Linked DNA regions of Homo sapiens: regions 1 and 2 are each linked to region 3. A link is a contact called in ENCODE Hi-C or POLR2A ChIA-PET data. All regions are on one chromosome and are shown on one strand. Each heading gives the region's core, a stretch centred on a gene start or an enhancer-like site at or near the end of the contact. The rest is flanking DNA. Distances are from core to core; before and after follow the strand shown. Region 1 overlaps ARMC9 (armadillo repeat containing 9). Region 2 overlaps ARMC9 (armadillo repeat containing 9). Region 3 overlaps PSMD1 (proteasome 26S subunit, non-ATPase 1).

The links. A loop is a pair of places that touch in the nucleus more often than their neighbours do. ChIA-PET counts read pairs that join two places held with the same protein, here RNA polymerase II (POLR2A). Pooled maps may share reads with other maps.
Region 1: a loop to region 3 is called in a pooled map, with 8 times the contacts of the local background. The contact joins two enhancer-like sites. A Hi-C loop is called at or near these places in 1 of 168 maps with a recorded cell type or tissue (esophagus muscularis mucosa) and 3 of 50 pooled maps. POLR2A ChIA-PET finds 5 or more read pairs at or near these places in 2 of 52 experiments (H1 and activated CD4-positive, alpha-beta T cell).
Region 2: a loop to region 3 is called in a map of sigmoid colon, with 3 times the contacts of the local background. The contact joins two enhancer-like sites. A Hi-C loop is called at or near these places in 2 of 168 maps with a recorded cell type or tissue (esophagus muscularis mucosa and sigmoid colon) and 5 of 50 pooled maps. POLR2A ChIA-PET finds 5 or more read pairs at or near these places in 1 of 52 experiments (PC-9).

The regions. Positions count from the first base shown.
Region 1 is chr2:231,242,629-231,247,208 of GRCh38, reverse strand. All of the region lies in intron 9 of ARMC9 (armadillo repeat containing 9), which reads right to left. Among named protein-coding and RNA genes, the nearest start is that of ARMC9, 46 kb to the right of the region's middle. RefSeq lists an enhancer at 1-714. Within about 2 kb of position 3,133, at least 3 of the 41 ENCODE cell types and tissues checked have a DNase peak (open chromatin) inside an H3K27ac peak, as active enhancers do.
Region 2 is chr2:231,267,028-231,271,893 of GRCh38, reverse strand. ARMC9 (armadillo repeat containing 9) reads right to left here. Exons shown (of 25, transcript NM_001352754.2): 13 at 822-912. Among named protein-coding and RNA genes, the nearest start is that of ARMC9, 71 kb to the right of the region's middle. Within about 2 kb of position 1,781, at least 8 of the 41 ENCODE cell types and tissues checked have a DNase peak (open chromatin) inside an H3K27ac peak, as active enhancers do.
Region 3 is chr2:231,102,716-231,107,032 of GRCh38, reverse strand. The region is part of intron 16 of PSMD1 (proteasome 26S subunit, non-ATPase 1); the gene reads right to left. Among named protein-coding and RNA genes, the nearest start is that of HTR2B, 20 kb to the left of the region's middle. Within about 2 kb of position 2,697, at least 4 of the 41 ENCODE cell types and tissues checked have a DNase peak (open chromatin) inside an H3K27ac peak, as active enhancers do.

The sequences.
Region 1 (4,580 bases), core at 1,884-4,383, 140 kb before region 3:
CCGAGGCAGGTGGATCACGAGGTCAAGAGATCGAGACCATCCTGGCTAACACGGTGAAACCTCGTCTCTACTAAAAATACAAAAAATTAGCAGGGCATGGTGGCGGGAGCCTGTAGTCCCAGCTACTCGGGAGGCTGAGGCAGGAGAATGGCATGAACCCGGGAGGCGGAGCTGGCAGTGAGCCAAGACCGTGCCACTGCACTCCAGCCTGGTGATGGAGCGAGACTCGGTCTTAAAAAAAAAAAAAAATTAGCCAAGTGTGGTGACATGTATCTGTAGTCCCAGCTGCTTGGGAGACTGAGGTGGGAGGAGCACCTGAGCCCAGGAGGTCGAAGCTGCAGTGAGCCTGGGCGACAAAGCAAGGCCTTGTCTCAAAAACAAAAACAAAAAAAGCTCTGTATGTGTTCGTGGGAATGTAAATTAGCCACTGTGAAAAGCAGTTTGGAGGTTTCTCAAGAACTTCAAACAGAACTACCATTTGACCCAGCAATTCTATACTGAAAGGAAAATAAATCGTTCTACCAAAAAGACACACGTACTCATATGTTCATGGCAGCACTATTCACAATAGCAAAGACATGGAATCAATCCGGGTGCCCATCAGCAGTGAACTGGATAAGGAAAATGTGGTACACATATACAATGGAATACTACGAAACCATAAAAAAGAACAAAAGCATGTCCTTTGTAGCAACATGGATGCAGCTGGAGGCCATCATCCTAAGCAAATTAACACAGGAAAAGAAAACCTAACACCACACGCTCTTACTTCTAAGTGGAAGCTAAACACTGAGCACTCAAGGACACAAAGATCAGAATAACAGATACTGGGAACTATTGGCGGGGGAGGGTAGGAGGGGCAAGGTTTGAAAAACTAACTCTCAGGATTATGCTCACTACCTGGGTGATGAGATCATCTGTATGCCAAATCCCAGTGACATGTAATTTACTCATGTAACAAACCTGCACATGTACCTGCTGAGCCTAAAATAAAAGCCAAATAAATAAAGTGTTTTGACTTTTATTTCCAATGGGGCCTTATCTGGAGTTGTTGAAGAAAAAGAGCATTAATTCTCAAATGGGCATCTTTCTAAATAAGGATGCATTTAAATGGAAACCTCCCCATCCAAGGAATCCAGAAACCCAGAGGTGCCACTAGGTCAGACTTGGGACTCATCCAGGGGGCAGGAGCTCGAATTTCTACCTTAGGAGTTGGCACCAGATTCTGTCTCCTGGTCAGCCTGCCTTCTACCCACTCCTGCTCTTAGGGCAGAGGCTTGGTGTGGGTGGAACAGGCTTGGTGTGGGTGGAACAGCCCCCTCTCGTGGCATACCTTTTCTCCAGTGTCTCTGCATTCACATTTGCCCAGGGGGAACAGGGGGTGAAGAAGAGAAAGACCAACCAAGGCACTTTCAACTGCTCTTGGCAGGGAAAATGCATACTACACCATTACAAACAGCAGAAAACAGAAAAGCCACCTAAATGTCTGATAGAGGAATGCCGTTCTCAAATTAGAACTCTAGAAGATAAAGAAAATATACACACAAGTAAAAGTTAATGATATATACTTCAAGGCTCTAGAAGGACGCATATGAAACACAGGCAACAGGTTCCCACGGGAGGGCAGGATGCGCTGAGCGAAGGGAGGGGATGGGTTTTCCTTCATTTACAGATAAAATGGTATACTTTCTAGCTAACATATTTGTGTAACGCTAGCCCTAACCCTAACACTAACCCCTTCTGCCCAGGGCTGACTTTCAATAGATCACAGCCAGGGAGCTGCTCTGCCATGGGTGAAACCCCGACAGCAGACTGTCATCCAGGAACAGCCTAGCACTGCGTTCCCTGCAAACGAACACACCCGCGTGACTTGCGTAATCTTAGAAAACAAAAAACTCAGCCTCTTGTGCCCTGAGGGATAACTTTCTCCCTTACTTCTTATCACTAAGTTGATGATAATATAAAATCTGATTTCTCCCATATCCCAGCAAGCCACAGGCTCTGATAAGGTAAGGACTACAGAAAGACAAATGGGTGGGAGCAGCAATACGCGGAGTCAAACTAAAAAGGCCACCTGGGACAGCTCTCGCCTCAAAGAAATGAATACCGTCCTTATAAACCCTCTGGGAGTGCCTAGACACCTGTGCCAGCTTCGATAACACGGGCAGCTTTCTGAACACAGCTACCTGGGTGTGAACTAGGTGAGGGCAGAACCTCACTTCTTTCCTCTTGTGGTGTTTCTACCGTGAGCTGCTCTGTCAGTGGGAGACTTCCTCTCCAGAGAGGCGGTGACTAACAGGACTTGTGAGGCTGGGGGCAGACCTGGGCATCACTGCCCTGCCTGTCCTCTTCTGCTTTGGGCAGAGCCCACCAGAGAAGACGTGTCAACTCCGCTCCTCCATGCCGCCCTCATGGTGGCCACAGCAATGGCAGCGGGCTAGGCTTGGCCAGAGCTGTCCAGGGCTGTGCAAGAATGCTTCCGTAATTCCCAGGCACAAGAGTAGGACCCCACCTGCCTGCAAACAAAATCCACATTCTCAGCCAGGTGTGGTGGCTCACACCTGTAATCCCAGCATTTTGGGAGGCCAAAGTGGGAGGACTGCTTGAGCCCAGGAGTTTGAGACCAGCCTGGGCAACATAGTGAGACCTCATCTCTACAAAAATAAAAAATAAAAATTAGCTGGGCATGGTGGTGCAGGCCCATAGTCCCAGCTATTCAGGAAGCTGAGGTGGGAGGACCACTTGATCCCAGGAGGTCAAGGCAGCAGAGGCCCTGATCGTGCCAATGCACTCCAGCCTGGGTAACAGAGCGAGACCCTGTCTCAAAAAAAAAAAAAAAAAAAAGATCCACATTCTCCAATATAAGCTTTGTCAGTACCAACAGTGATATTTTCAGCTCCTTTTTCCTTTACTCTTTTGTCCTATTTTTCAACCAGTTCAGAACTCAGGGGGAAAGAAGGGCTCGATTTAATGGGCCCTTTTGAATTTTTAACAGTGAGTAAGTTGGTAGAAGCCCAGATTCTTGTTAACTGCCAGATATAAAAACCAGTATCAAGTGTACCAAACTTTATAGACATCAACGGTTTTGTGAAAGGGCCCAGCCCAAGCTCCTTTACAGAATGTAATTAGCAGTAACACTCAAGCTCAACAGAGCACCTGACGGCGAGCTGACCCAAGACCGCTCTATGAAGGACGCTGATCTGTGCCACGTACTTATTTTGAAATTGATGGCCTTCTGTTGGGCCCTAGAGTAGAATTTATCCCTTTAAAAAAATCAGCAAAAAAGCAAGCAATCTTCTTCTCCTTCCAAATCCTAAATCCTATCAGTCCAGTCACTGGACATTGCATCTAAACTGTTTCTTAATTTCCTTCTTCACACATTGTAAATCTGAACTCGAGACACATATCATAAATCAACTTTATATATGCATGTCTAGTCAACAACAATACTCTCTTATACTTTGACAATGACCCCCCATACGCTTTTTATCATCTTGTTAAAGAAATCGGCTAGAAACAGTAAAAGGCTTTTGCAGCTTTTATTGCGTGTTCCTAAGCCAATGATTCAGTAGAAGGAGAATGGTTATCACTAAGCTAAACATAACTCATCCTCCCTCCTCTGGTTTCCAGTGGTTAGACAAAGTCTGTATTTTGCTGCTAACATAACAGTCGGGGTGGTAGGACTGTCTCCTGACAGATGGTATTGATAACTTCTTGTGGGATAACCAGCTGTGTTGTACCCCTGCTCCTTTTTAAACCGTGCTTAATAACATGTCATCAGTTTTTTCTTTCTTTTGAGACAGGCTCTCACTCTGTCACCCAGGCTGGAGTGCAGTGGTGCGATCTCCTCTTGCTGTAGCCTCAACCTCCTGGGCTCAAGTGATCCTCCCACCTCAGGCTCCTGAGTAGCTGGGGCTACAGCCACGCACCACCAAGCCCAACTAATTTTTTTTTTTTTTTTTGAGACGGAGTCTTGCTCTGTCACCCAGGCTGGAGTGCAGTGGCGTGATCTCAGCTCACTGCAAGCTCCGCCTCCCGGGTTCATGCCATTCTTCTGCCTCAGCCTCCCAAGTAGCTGGGACTACAGGTGCCCGCAACCATGCCCAGCTAATTTTTTTGTATTTTTAGTAGAGACAGGGTTTCACCATGTTAGCCAGGATGGTCTCGATCTCCTGACCTTGTCATCTGCCCGCCTCGGCCTCCCAAAGTGCTGGGATTACAGGCGTGAGCCACCACGCCTGGCCTAATTTTTGTATTTTTTGTGGAGATGGGTTTTCACCATGTTGCCCAGACTGGCCTCGAACTCCTGGGCTCAAGCAATCTGCCTGCCTTGGACTACCAGTGTTGGGATTACAGGTGTGCGCCACCATGCCTGACCAACATCAGTTTTAAATAAACTGGATACATCACTCCTCCTATAGAAGATGGGAATGTAAGGATGGCTGGTATATATAAGATATAATGGGATTTTATAAACTGAACCTAGAAAACACTAAGTCTTTGATGAATTAACAAATAAATGGGAAGGAGGAAGAAAGGAGTGCTCCTAGTAGACAGACCCTGTCATGCTAATTGCTATG
Region 2 (4,866 bases), core at 532-3,031, 170 kb before region 3:
ACACACTCTCTGTACAAGGCCTGGAGAAGAAGCAGGAAGCCACACCTGGGACCCTGTAATAAGCCCAGAATGGTCCCTAGCCTGTTGTGGACTTCTGAATGGATATGGAAGATGTTAATTTCAGACATAAGTTTCAACAGTATTATTATATGAATGGTCCTCAGTAACACATCCTGGCTTATCATAAATGTCTGCCAAATGGATGGAAGAACGAATGAACAAATGAACAAAGTTTTGGAGTATCATATATTCATAATTTGAAAACTCCCTTTATTCACATTATAAAGAGCTCAAATAAATAAGAACTTACGGAAGATAATGGCACTTTGCAAAATCATTTTAAATTCAGTTATGGGGGCATGTTATTTTCAGAGTTTTCAAATCCTTTGATTTAAGAGGTCATAGTCTTCTGAAGGAAATGGTGCAGTGTTTATTGGAGTCTGCTTTGTTTCGCTAAGCTTATTTTGCCGTAATTGTTTCACTTATTTTGCCTTAAGTAGAAAATTATAGAAGATGCATTCATTACCTGTGATATACTTGAAAGCAATATAAAATGTTACTATGTTACAAAACCAGAAAGCTTTATAAAATAAAACCGGGAGGTTTACAAAATAAACCCCAAAAACTGTCCAAATGTGCTCTGATATAAACTAAAGCAATATGACAACAATTAATTTTCACAAAAGACCTTAGATGAATTAAACGGTAACAAACTGAGGAAGCGTCATCTCTAAGAAACTTGGGAGGAACGCTCATTTTCAAAGGAAAAAGCACATCAATATGACCTAGCTCTTATCTTTGAAGCAAAGCTGATGTCTCACCTTCTGCCAGTGACGCAAAAGCATTGATGAGCCTGGCCATGTACTGCCGCACCACGTCGCTCGTGGAGTGCAGCAACTGAAGCACACTCCTCTGGGGGAAAACGTCAAGAGGAAAAACAAGGTTAAGAACACGGAGAGATAAACACACGCCTCCTCTTCGGGTCTGGTAGTTCTCTTCCTCTGCCTGAATTTATTAGAGGTGAAATAAACAGACTAAAGCCAAACATTTCATCTGGAATCCTTGTTTTCCAACTGAAATTTGATGAGACTTGGCAAAAATAAGTTAGTCAGACTTCCAAATTAAATGAATTAATTACACGAAGCCCTCAGAACAGTGACTGGCGCGAGGGAAGCAGTCCTGTTTGCTGTTACCGTTGCGGCTGTTTTCCAGGTTAGAATGGCAGATCCAAGACACATGACTAATTTGGCTCCCTCTAAGCCACAGTAAAACTACAATAAATGGACTGTTAAAAAAGATAATTCCCAAGGACAGAGAGAACAGCACGAGAAACGATAACGCCACAATTCTGGAAGTGGGACTGCAGCATGGCAAGAGGCTTAGCAGGCTCAAGAAGGCCAAATCTCAAGGCAGCAACGGGCACTGTGGAATTACCCAATTTCCATTACTCACTCCTCAAAGCACTTAAGAGCTGAAGAAAAATAAAGACGAATGAATTAAAGTTGTTCAAGAAGCACTTGGATCCCACTCATGTGACTCCTGCACACCTCTCAGCACAGGGCTGGGGAGAGGGTGTTCCCTTGTGAGGGAGACACAAAGGGTCTGTGGATCTGGGACACCAGGCAGAGGAGAGCAAGGCTTGCCGGGGTTCTAGAACAAAATGGAGAGGGGGGTTAGTGTCTAAATGCAGAATGAATGTGGAACAGAGGGCCACCCCAAAACTTGGCTCCCAGGACCCTGGCAACCAGACCTTTGCCCTCTAGGCCTGAGATTAGAAGACTATTCTCACAGTGAAATGACCAGCCCACGGGGAAAGAATTAGAGACCGTGAAATCAGAGGTTCCCAGCAAACGGCCCACCCAGATCCCCCTGGGTGGAACTATCCATCGACAGGCCCCACCATCACACTCAATGGCTTTGTGGTCCCCTTCACTCCAAATCTCTCATTAGGAGATCACCAAGGACTAGCAGACATCTGAGAAAAGTTTCTACCAGGAGGCCAAAACAAATAGGGGGGGAGGGTGGGGGCGGGGCTTGGAGTAAATGAGACCGTGCAGGGAGAAGAAAACTAAAAATTAAATAAAAATTCATCAATAATATCCTCAAAGATATAAGAAACTGTATTATATCCATGAAACAAGAGAATGCTATCAAAAAGGAAATAAAAGTGTCAACAGAAGGGTCAGAAAATAAAGATGAAGACATCTGCTAGGGAGGCTGGGCAGGGTGGCTCATGCCTATAATCCCAGGACTTTGGGAGGCCAAGGTGGGCAGAGAGGTCAGGGGTTTGAGACCAGCCTGGCCAACATGGTGAAACCCCGTCTCTACAAAAATACAAAAATTAGCCAGGCGTGGTGGCACACACCTGTAATCCCAGCTACTCGGGAGGCTGAGGCAGGAGGATTGCTTGAACCCAGGAGGCAGAGGCTGCAGTGAGCTGAGATCATGCCAGGGCAGCAGAGTGAGACTGTCTCAAAAAAAAAAAAAAAAAAAAAGAAGAAGAAAAGAAATCTCCTAAAGAGTGGAACAAAAAGTAGAAAAGATGAGAGAAAACTATAATAGAAAACCAGTTCAGGAGGTTCAACATTCAGAGAGAGAACACAGAAAACAGAGGGAAGAAACCATCAACAAAATAACTCAAGACCAGAATGAAAGTTGTCAGACTGAAAGGGCCCACAAAGTGCTCAATAAAAGGGATTAAAATATACCTCATGAAGGACGTCAATGGGAAATTGGGAAGATTCAATATGCTTCTAGGGAGAGAAACACAGGTCACATACAAAAGATAAAGAATTGGAATGGCTTTGGATTTCTTTTTTTAAATTTTTTGAGTCAAGCTCTCACTTTGTTGCCCAGGATGAAGTGCAGTGGTGTGATCACAGCTCACAGCCTCAACCTCTTGGGCTCAAGCAATCCTCTCGCCTCAGCCTTCTGAGTTAGCTGGGACTACAGGTGCACGCCAACATGCCTGGTTAATTTAAAAGAATTTTTTTTTTTCTTAGAGAATGGGGTCTATGTTGCTCAGGCTGCTCACAAACTCCTGGGCTCAAGCGATCCTCCTGCCTTGGCCTCCCAAAGTGCTAGAATTATGGGCATGAGCCACTGTGCCCAGCTGGCTTTGGATTTCTGTACAGCAAAACTGGAACCTAAAAGACAATGGAGCAATGTCTTCAAAATTCTGAAGGAAAATTATTTACAATCCAGGATTCTATACGAAGAATGAAGACATTTCTTGACCATACATGATCTCAAAAAAATTTACTTCCTGTGTACTTTTTCTCTAGACGTTATTAACTAAAGGATGTGTTCCACCAACCGAGAGAACAAGTCAAGAAATAAGATAATATGGGACACTGGAAACAGAGATCCAATTCAGGAGAGAGGTGAAAGGAATCAATAAAAGTTTGGTGAAGAGACTCCTGGACAGCAGCTATGCACCAGAATGTTTTCCAGACTAAACCCAGCTAATTCAAGAGGGCAACATGTCAAAGGCTGTCGTCCCCAAGATGCCTATTACCATTACACCCATTTAGGTTGATTTTTTGCTGAAGTATAGCATCTACACAGGGCATTGCACAGATCACATGTACAGCCTGATGAGTGTTCACAAAGCGAACATGTGGCTAACTAGTAACCAGATAAAGAAACAGAACATGACCATAGTCCCAGATGCCCTTCCAGAACCCCATTCCAAACCAAGGGTGACTTCTCTCCTGGCTTCTAACATCATAGATTCATGTTACTTGGCTCCTCCTTAAATTTTTTAATAAATGAAACCATATATTATATATTCTCTTATGTTTGACTTTTTCATTCAACAATATGTCTGTGATATTCACCCAGGGTCTCTGCTGTGTTCCTTCTCATTGCTCAAGGTATCCCATTTTACAAATACATCACAGGTATTCATTCTACTGCTGATGGACATTTGGGTTGCAGCCAGTGTTTTGGTTCTAGAACTGCAGCTATGAATATTCTTGCATGTTTTTTAGTGAACATATGGGCACGTTTTGGTTGGGGCTTATCTAGGAGTGGTTTTGCTAGGACATAAGGTATTCAGTTTTAGTAAACGCTGCCCGTGTTCCAAAGTAGTGCACGAGGTCCCAATTTTTAAACAGAGCACAAAATGACTGGTGAAACGAGCCCAGACTCTTATCTGCATTTGGATAACCCTAAACAGTGCTAGTGAAGTTCTAGCTCCCCCTTCCATGCCCTGCTGTGTGGATTAGCTGCGAACAGTTTTTTACTCCCACAGAAGTGTTCTCAAGTGATCAACCCCTGAGAACTAGAAGTAGATCAAGTGAGCGTAAAGCCAAAATACACAGCAGCTCACCATTGCCCTTAGGCATAAATATTGCTGCCGGGCCGGGTGCAGTGGTTCACACCTGTAATCCCAGCACTTTGGGAGGCTGAGGCAGGCGGATTACCTGAGGTCAGGAGTTTGAGACCAGCCTGGCCAACATGGCGAAACCCCATCTCCAATAAAAATACAACAATTAGCTGGGCATGGTGACGCGCACCTGTAGTCCCAGCCACTCAGGAGGCTGAGGCGGGAGAACTGCTTGAACCCAGGAGACGGAGGTTGAAGTGAGCCGAGATCACGCCACTGCACCCCAGCCTGGGTGACAGAGCGAGACTGTCTCAAAAAATTAAAAAAAAAATAAATATTGCTGTTGGACAACTGGTACCTGGCCCACCTTTCAATTCCGCCAGACGCTCTGTGTTTCCCAGGACTCTCTCCCACTTTTGATTACCAATGTCCCCAGAGGGGATCAATAAGTGCTCAGGGAGGCTATGTCTAACTGTCATCCCAAACTTTGGTTTATGCCATCTTCTCCTAGCTAACTTCATCTAACATGGGCACAG
Region 3 (4,317 bases), core at 1,448-3,947:
AATTTACATTCCTTAAAAAAAAATCATTCTCTATTTTGGTTTTTGGTTCTGGTCTCTAATATGATGGATTTGGCATATGTTAAGATTTATATTCTTGCCAAGGTATGTTGAGATTAAGTTTTCAGTTATCACTATGACAGTATTCCAAATTCTGTATTTTATGCATCTGAAGGCATACATAATTGTTTCAGGAAATCTATACACCAGAGTTGGCAGGCAATCACATTGCCAAAACTCTACCCATAGATAACAATCTAGATCAAAAGAACTATCTTCTCACATGCTTTGTACTGCCTCCAAATTTGTGTGCTTAAATATACGCACACCTACAGAATTAGCCACAACACCTATAAACTGTTTCATGTCAAACCCTTAAGAAAAATTTCCTTGCTTACAATTTTTTTTTTCTTTTTTTGAGACAGATTCTCACTCTGTTACCCAGGCTGGAGTGCAGTGGCGCAATCTTGGCTCACTGCAACCTCCGCCTCCTGACTTCAAGTGATTCTCATGCCTCAGCCTCCTGAGTAGCTGGCATTACAGGTGCCCGCCCCCACACCTGGCTAACTTTTGTATTTTCAGTACAGATGGGGTTTCGCTGTGTTGGTCAGCCTGGTCTCCACTCCTGGCCCCAAGCTATCTGCCTGCCTTGGCCTCCCAAAGTGCTGGGATTACAGGTGTGAGTCACCATGTCTAGCTCTTGCTTACAATTAACCCAGAGATCTTTCTATAGTTAATGAGAGACCTTTCTACTATTTCCAGAATATTCTAGAAAGTGAAACATAACTCCACTATTGACTATTTCTGAAAAGTACAACCAAGCCACAAACTCTTACCACTTCGATGCAGAACTGGTATTTCCATTTTATGAATACTTTAAAGAGATGTATAATTTGAAAGCAAATCTCAGCAGTTAAACACCCTTACGTAACAAAAGAACTCCAGTTAATAGTCTTATCTTAGAAGAAAAGGAACAGATTATAACTATTTAGAATAATTTTGAAAAAAAAAAAAAAACCTTTTTATTCCATGTTACTGCCAATTAATGGAGAGAAGAAAACAAAGATGTAGAAAAAAAAAATGAAAATGACAAAAAGTAAGGAAAAGTCAAGCACCCAGACAGAAACACAAAGATACTGGGGCAAAAACAGAGAACAGTATACAGAGAATATGTATCAAATTGATATAGAATTGTGAATGGAGATGTAAAGATGATCATGAAGTTAGTGTTAGTGTTAGTGGTAACTGGTTCACTATGAGGGTTTCTTCAAATTATGAGGATCAATGATGATGTAACATTTTTATATTCAAGGAATCACTTTGTGTGGTCTAAAAAACAGTTGCACAAAGAATCTGTTGTTCATCTTGCAAGATCCGTATCTAAAAGCTTATGAATTTATACACTGAGAAACATTTAATGCCATATTATAACAGCCTAAGTCATAGCACCCTGCAAGGGACCACCAAGACTGTCTGATTTTAAGAAATGTCCATATCAGATTATCAATTTGTTCATTATAGAAACTTAATATCAACAGATATACAAAGACCAATTCTTTTGACTTTCTTCATTTTCCTTTCCAGTGTCAAGTTAAAATAATTCAGATTCTACTCACTTCCAAATGAGTTTTCAGAAGTCAATGACATGAACAGTACTGCATAAGTTGTTATAATAATAAAATCTGCCTTTGAAAGTACTAACAATGGGCCCAACAATCACTTATTTATTAGATGTTCCACTAGAGAACATTTATTTAGATAAAAATTAATGTACTATGTTCATTTCAATTAAGCAAGAATAGTTATCAAATTAATTTTTTACTTTTATTTACAAGCATTATGAACAAATAACAATCTACAAATATCAGAAGGAAGAAATAAAATACTGTAACACCCTGGACTATCCTAAGAATAAAGGAGATAATATACATAAGAATTTTACACAAAGACAATTTTATCTTAGTTGTTGAACTACAAATATGTGTTTACTAACATGTTTTTAGTATTCATATCCAATAAGTATACTTGAAAAGAAGTTTTTAAAAATTATGAAGAAATAAACTCTTAAAACATGGTATAAGACCAAATGTCCACAAATTCATTTTAAAAGGGAAATCTAAAGGGGGGAAAAAAGATGGAGAGCATGCTACGACAGTAAATGATGTCACTTCAGAAAACATGTACCAGTCTTAGGATATAGGACAGACACTTCTCAAATATTAAAGTTAATAAGGAAAATTAAGAATAAAGCTGTTTTATCACAGCCACTCAAAAAGATGGTGCTCTGACTGAAAGCAAGGTGGAGAAAGCACTGGTCTATCATGAAGCCTGTTTAGAATCTCAGTATTTAGCTTTATGACAGTGGGGAAATTTATTAAACATTTTGGAATTCAATTTCCTTATCTTTAAAAAAAATGTGAATACTGGTTTCTTCTACTTTAAAAAATTCTCACTCTAGGGAAATGGCAGTAAACTAAAACTTAGAGAACATAGAGAGGATTTTTAACTCCAGCTCTTTAAACAGGTCAATTATATTTAATTTTCATTTATAAAATAAATTTTAGACAAAATTTTTCCAGTTCCCACTTCTTAAAGATTCGTTTTATGAAAAGAGAACCAAGAATGGTCCCTTAGAAGTAGCAAGCACATAAATAACTTATTTGACTATACTATGTAGTGGAAAACTCAGCAAAACCTAAGCAGCTCACGGGAGACATCTGCTGCTGAAACTGGGAACTTAACCTGTGTTAGCTACAGGAAATAAAAGGGCAGACATGAATTTTGTTAACTAGAGAGCAAAGCACCATCAGATTAAAAATGGAAGAAAAACAGTTTTAAATGACCGTCAACTTCCTATGTGGCAGAATATAAACACCAAGCCACTGATTTATATTGTTATAAAATATAAAGTCACTGACAATACAAAACATTAACTGACAGGAAACAAAACAACTTAAGAGTCAAACATGAGTAGGATGCTTTACACAACCCAAGAGATACTAAGGGTATACCTGGAAGAATATACTTTCCATACTAAAATTATCTAGTTCTCTGATAATTCACACAAAGAACCCACTCTGGATGGCCATGACAGACCATTTTCTCATTTTTTAATTGTGTCTAATCTCTACAGCAAGAATAGGGAAAGGTTAGGGTCACAGCTTGGCTACATGATATGCTAAGATAACAGGAAGGAAATAGAAGTAATTAAATTTTATTTTGCTTCCATCTTTTCTCTCAAGGAGAATAATTTTTAGACAGAAAGACTGATCAAACACAAAACAGATAAAGAGTCTAGTTGCCTTAGATGAGTTCCAGTCACAAAGCTAAATGAATCACCTCCTAGAAATAGAACAAATTTGTGTATGTAATTATGAAACCAAATTTTGGAAGAAAAACAGAAAACTGCAAAGTACAAAAAGAATGTAAATGATGAAGTATTCCAATATTTTAAAAGAGAAAAGAAGAGATAGGGTTCAAGAAGTTCAAAGTGTGGAGTCTGTGGCAGATCTTTTGACAAAATGCAGAATAGCTTAATACACATAGGTTTTGCCAGATCTCAGAAGAGGCCTCGAAGAACACTGGACACTTCTATGAAAAGTGTAACTTAAGAAACAATCAGGCCCAATAAGTCACATAACCCGTTTAGAGGTGCCAGACTAGTAGACTTGGGTAAATATTATGTCATAAGGATTTTGTGAAAATTGTCTAGAGTCTTTATGAAAAAGTTGGCAAAATGAGAGTTAGAGGATAACACAGTGAAGACCAGTATTTGATTAACAATCATATTCAAGAAAACTGGTGTAAGAAGAAATACCATGCTATATGGGTCTGTGTTTTGTTCTGTTTTATTCAACATTTCCATCCACGATAGGAAAAAAATATTTTACAGTTTGTAGATGGATGACTTCCTATCTGGGATATTATGGAGAAGACTCTGTACCTAGTTCATAATGGATGTTCAAGAAATTATGTGTTGGATTTGCATACAATTTTTATAACAAAGATTCACTCCCAGGGAACCTGGGGTAGAAAATCTCTTCTAAAGTTTAAAAGGACATAAGACGTATGACTCATCTAACATGCACTTTAGCAACTTACTGTGTAATTTCATAACAAATAAGCTATAACAAATATAATAAATAAGCTATAACAAATATAACAAATATAACAAATAAGCTATAACAGGCAGTATCCATATAACAGTGAGCCTTGAACAATATGGGCTTGAACTGTGTGGGCCCACTAATATGCAATTTTTTTTTCACTAAAAATTACACTGAGTGTACCTACTTCTTCTGCCTCCCCTTCTACCTCCTC